2 separate regions of the Homo sapiens genome follow, and region 1 is linked to region 2. Evidence: chromatin loops called from intact Hi-C (ENCODE). Cell type or tissue: prostate gland. All regions are shown on one strand. Each heading gives the region's core, and the rest is flanking DNA. Links, peaks and the distances in the headings are about the cores only.

The links. Hi-C counts contacts between places; a loop is a spot of excess contacts. Peaks named below come from ENCODE experiments on the same cell type or tissue, not always from the same donor. Only the 100,000 strongest peaks of a DNase experiment are listed, where the experiment ranks them.
Region 1: a loop joins it to region 2, with 3 times the contacts of the local background. A loop is called at or near these places in 3 of 110 quality-filtered maps.

Annotation. Positions count from the first base shown.
Region 1 is chr4:38,683,852-38,686,661 of GRCh38, forward strand. All of the region lies in intron 2 of KLF3 (KLF transcription factor 3), which reads left to right. Among named protein-coding and RNA genes, the nearest start is that of KLF3-AS1, 20 kb to the left of the region's middle. In prostate gland, for the core only: no CTCF peak of the experiment used is centred there; no DNase peak of the experiment used is centred there; H3K27ac peaks cover 383 bases.
Region 2 is chr4:38,859,806-38,862,615 of GRCh38, forward strand. It overlaps a transcript of TLR6 not described here. Among named protein-coding and RNA genes, the nearest start is that of TLR6, 4.4 kb to the left of the region's middle. In prostate gland, for the core only: a CTCF peak has its summit at 1,248 (motif pointing left); a DNase peak (open chromatin) is centred at 1,221.

The DNA of each region.
Region 1 (2,810 bases), core at 195-2,694, 180 kb before region 2:
AGTAATTTCCTCTGCTCTTTTCTAACAGAAACTTTTCATGGCTTTTTCAAGCCTGGTGGAAAGAGAGCTTTCTACCTCTGTTTGCATGGGGGTGCATGCCATTTGCTCTTCCCAGAGTGTGTGTTTATACACGCACCATGCCTTCCTGTGCCTGGAACCCTCTCTTGGATGAAGATTCTTTTGACTTGACCTGTAATGGACATTCACTTTTTTTCATGTTGAGGAATAGTGAAATAGAGATTTCATCCATGTTTCCGTCATTCCGTCCACTGAAACTGTCTTATAATGGAAAGCTCGCCAAAACTATTCCTCATAAAATGAGAAACTATTGCAATTATCACCTTAGCATAAAGTGATAGAGCTTTGGGAAATTATCCAAACATGGTACCTCTTTCCCTGTTGCAATTAAAATCATTTTTTCAAAGTTCAAAATAATTAGTATATTATTCTTCACCTTATCAGTAATAAAAACCTGCTAAGAGAGTGTGTCAATTTACTACACATTCATCAAGTATTAATTGAGCACCTATTGCAGGCCCTCATCACCTCACAGTGCAGTGAGAAGCAGCAGTCAATAAGTAAATGCACACTGTGCAGGGGTGTGAACATCTGAGTACATGTTACAGACGGAAATAACTCTTATAGCAGATCAGTGGTTTTGTGGAGGTTTTTTTGTTTTGGTTTTTTGTGTTTTTTTTTTTTTTTTTTTTGGTTTGGTTTTGGTTTTGAGACAAGGTATTGCCCTGTTGCCCAGGCTGGAATGCAGTAGCAAGATCACTGCAACCTCAAACGCCTGGGTTCAAGCAATCCTCCTCCCTCAGCCTCCCCAGTAGCTGGGACTACAAGCAAGCACCACCATGCCCCGCTACATTTTTGTTTTTTTCTGTAGAGACAGGATCTCATTATGTTGCCCAGGCTGGTCTCAAACTCTCGGCCTTAAGATATCCTCCTGCCTCAGCCTCTCCAAGTGCTGGAGTTAAAAGTGTGAGCCACCATGCCTGGCCCAGCCCATTGTTTTAAGCCCTTAAGATCCCTAGTGGGGGCCAGAGGCAGAAGCGGGAAAGACCCATGTCTGTGTCTTGTCTTTGGACTGCTCTGTTCCAGGACACAGGGTCTCTTGGACTAAGCAGCATGCACAGAGGGCACTGGAGGTCCATCCGTGGCCAGAGGCACATTTTTTGCTTCATCAACATTTGTCTCTGATTTGGATATGGGGCCAGTACAGCCGTGCTTGTATGCATTGCTTTGATAGAACATAGGAACTGTCTGGAACAGAGCGGGGAAGACTGTTACCAGGTTGTACCTGCCCAGAGCACACACCCTGCCGTGTCAGTCCCTACACGGCACCAGATTGTTGGAAGCTGATTGCAAAAGCTTGTGTGTGCCACCCAAATAAAGTGAACCAGCTTGAGGGACCACATGTCTTCACCCTTTTGTGAGGCAGTTGGGCTGGAAACAGTTAATTATCTGCCCAGAGTTGGGTGTCTGTGTCCAAATGTGTCTCTCCCCACAGTTAGTCTTGTACCTTACAATAATCGCACATCCAATAGAGGGAATGAGGGCATTCATTTGAGAACAGACTTATCAGCAAACTGCATAATGTTGATAAAGCTTAGCTTTATGTGTGGCTTTTTCTGTCTTAATGGCTTGAGAAACCTGAGAATATTATTAGATTTGCAAATCTGGAGGTTCTAAATTCCTACTCTCCCAAAACTCACCCCATGCATAGAAAAATCCAGCAATGACAGCAATAAAACTGTGTCCTCATTTTGCTTCCCATTTAGCTGCCAATAACTATTGGCATTAAAATCTAGGTCATAGGGAGGTCTTGGAAGAACAGGGCTGAAAATAAGGGAGAAGCTACATTTTCGTCAATAGAAACAATGCTGCCTCCCATTTCCTAAAGTTTTTTCCTAGTACCAGAACCATTGCCCTTTGGAGAATTATATAAAGCACATTAGACTTTAGGACTAGGCGAAATCATTCTCCTTCCTATATTTAATTACTCCCTGAAACCCTCCAGTGTACATGATTTATAATGGATTTATTTTGTTGTGTTGTTAATGAACCTTGTGCCTCTTTTAATAATACCCATCTTAATATTTAAATTTAAATCTATTTAATACTTAATGTTGCTATCTTTTGGATCTCTTGCGTTGGTACTGTGCGTGCCTGGCTTTAAAGAAAGGTAGAGAATCTTTTCTTCATTTGATCCTTGATCTATAACTCAAAGCTGTTTTTATGCATTTTGTGTTTTCTGATTTTATATCCTTCATGTTCTTGTTTTTAAGCAGTATTAGTAGTGAAAACTGGCTGCGCGTGGTGGCTCATGTCTGTAATCCTAGAACTTTGGGAGGTTGAGGCAGGCAGATCACTTGAGCCCAAGAGTACGAGACCAGCCTGGACAACATGACAAAACCCAGTCTCTACAAAAAAATACAAAAATTAGCGAGGCGTGGTGTCATGTGCCTGTAGTTCCACTTCCTCTGGAGGCTGAGTTGGGAGAATCATATGAGCCCAGGAGGTCGAGGCTGCAGTGAGCTATGATCATACCACTGCACTCCAGCCTGAGTAACAGTGAGACCCTATCTCAAAAAAAAAAAAAAAAAAAAGAAAAGAAAATTCTTTTTCCCTCCTTTAAATAGACCTTTAGTATCTTTATTTTTTATCTCTGTCATTTAGAGCATTGCTATTCAAAAGGTAGCCTAAGTTCCCTTGGTCCACTCCCCGGTAATTCAAAATTTGCATTTTAACGAGTGCTCCAGGGAGATGGATGTGCACAGTAAAGTTTGAGAAACTCTGGTTGGGAG
Region 2 (2,810 bases), core at 281-2,780:
TCCGCCCACCTCAGCCTCCCAAAGTGCTGGAATTACAGGATTGAGCCACCCCGCCCGGCCTCTTCACCATTTTATGCTTTTTGTCCTATTTGAATTCTTCACTATATATAGATATGTATATATGTCTTAATTTTTAAAAAATAGTGTCACACTGGGTTAAGTATTATAAACATAATCTGAGGCCACCCAATACACTGTCCCAATACAGACACAGGCAAAACATTATTTTGATGACTTTTACTTGTTAAAAAATGTTGTCTTTCTCCAGATAATAAATAAATAAATAAATAAATATTAGTGTCTACCAACAGCTTTAAAGTAAGTTTTGTGACAATTATCAATATCATAAGATACACATACGACAGAGATAAGATTGATAATTTTGGCTGGGCGCAGTGGCTCACACTTGTAATCTCAGCACTTTGGGAGGCTGAGGCAGGCAGATCACCTGAGGTCAGGAGTTCAAAACCAGCCTGGGCAACATGGTGAAACCCTGTCTCTACTAAAAATACAAAAATTAGCTGGATGTGGTGGCTGGCGCCTGTAGTCCCAGCTACTCAGGAGCCTGAGGCACGAGAATCACTTGAACCCAGGAGGCGGAGGTTGCTGTGAGCTGAGATCGTGCCACTGCACTCAAGCCTGGGCAACAGAGCGAGACTCTGTCTCAAAAAAAAAAATGCTAATTTATATATTAAGTATTGATAGTAAACCTAAACTTCTCTGCTGAATTAAAAAAAAAAAAAAAAGACAAGCCGCAGACTGGGAGAAGGTATCTGCAACTTGTATAATCACAAAAGTGTTAATATACAAAATATATAAAGATTTCCTACAAATCAATTTTAAAATGACTAACAACCCCAATGCGGGGAAATGAGCAAAGGAGATCAACAGATGGATAACAGAAAAGGAAACAGAAATAGCTCAAACACATGGAAAGGTATGCATCCTCATTAGAACATGGGAAAATACAAATTAACACAACCAGGAGACACTATTGTACACCCCTAAGGTGGACAAAATTTAAAACATCTAGTAATACAAATGGTGGCCAGAACATGAAGAAACAGGAGCTCACATACATGTCCAGAGATGCTGATGTAAGTGGTCTGGGAGGGGCCGGGCATACGTTTTATTTTGAAAGCTCTTCAGGTGAGTCCATTTCATTGTAACCCCATGAAAATCAGGGGACTGAGACCTACACGCTGGCCTGAGCACAGCGCCCTCTAGTGGTCTATATCTTCTTGGGTGCACCCTTCACACACCAGAGCCTGGGAGGTGGTGCAGGTGTTCTTGACTCTCACTGCTACTTCCAGATCACTTTCCTTCCTCCAAACCCACCCCTTCTCATTGCAGTCATCTAGTGAGCCCCATCACTTCATCAAGTATTCTAGCAGTACTCACTATTTCAATCCGATACCACCCCTTTCATAATTCTAGTGATTTCCATAGCTACATAGAGACTCTTCCATTCACCTGGCCTCTGAGTTCTTGGACATTCTCTCTTCTAATAATCTTGTCCTGCACCCTACCTCAGTCATGCATTCCCTTATTATATCCTAGATATCATTATTAGCAATGGCTGCACCCCCTCCATAATCTCAGTTGCCTGAATCCCACTTTCCTTCTCTCACCTCCAACTCTTCCTCCAGTGCCAACGATTCCCCAGCCCCACTGCACTGGACTGAAAGATCATGCTCCATCCTCTTCATTATTCTTCTGCAGCTACTTACTCCTCTTTCCTCAACCCAGTTTAAATCCAGCTCTCCACTGGACTACACTGAGCTTGAGTGGCTGAATATAGTTGGAGAAAATACACACCCATGCTGACTGGCTTACTTGAAATGTATGACTAGATCCCAGCCTCAAGAGAGCAGCCATCCTCCTACCCTCCTTACTACCCTTCCCTAGCCCCTTCACTCTCCTGTTCTCCTCTTTCACACCTCCTCTTGTCTCTTTCACTTCCAAAATCTCCTTCTCGTGTCTAGGTCCTCTTTATCTCTCTGGCATGGATTACCCAAGGCTCAGATTTGGACCACTTCTTTTCTAAATCCATGCATTGTCATCTGGGTCCGTGGCTTCAAAACTATCTGCTTGCTGATGTCTCCTCAATTACCAGCTCCAGGCCAGACTTCCCTGAACTCCAGACTCTCACATTCAACAGCCTACTAAATAGTTGCTAAAACATTCTTGTTGAAAACCAACATTCTCACGCGATGATGCTTCATTTTCACAATGAAAATAGATGCTACCAGAGGAGCATTTCCACATCTTCCCCTGAAATTCTATAAGCCTCCCCTGCATGAGTTCTACCTGAACTCTTGCTGTCCTTCGGAATGAACTCTCTGTGCCAAGAGCCAGCCCCTTCCCACTGAGCACTGGGTCCCCTTCCTGCTCATCTACTCAAGGAAGTCACTCTTGCAATGATCTTCTCTCTACTGTATCAACATTTTTCTGCTCTGATGTATTATTCCAATCACATTTTTTTTTATTTTAGATAAGGTTTCACTCCCATCACCCTGGCTGGAGTGCAGTGGCATGATCTTTGGCTCACTGCAACCTTCACCTCCCAGGTTCAAGGGATTTTCTTGCCTCAGCCTTCTGAGTAGCCTGGATTACAGGTGTGTGCCATCACTCTCCGCTAATTTTTGTATTTTTAGTACAGACGGGGTTTTGCCATGTTGGCCAGGCTGGTTTTGAATTCCTGGCCTCAAGTGATCTGCCCGCCTCAGCCTCCCAAAGTGCTGGGATTACAGGCGTGTGCCACCACACCTGGCCCCAATCACCATTTTTTTTTTTTTTTTTTTTTTTGA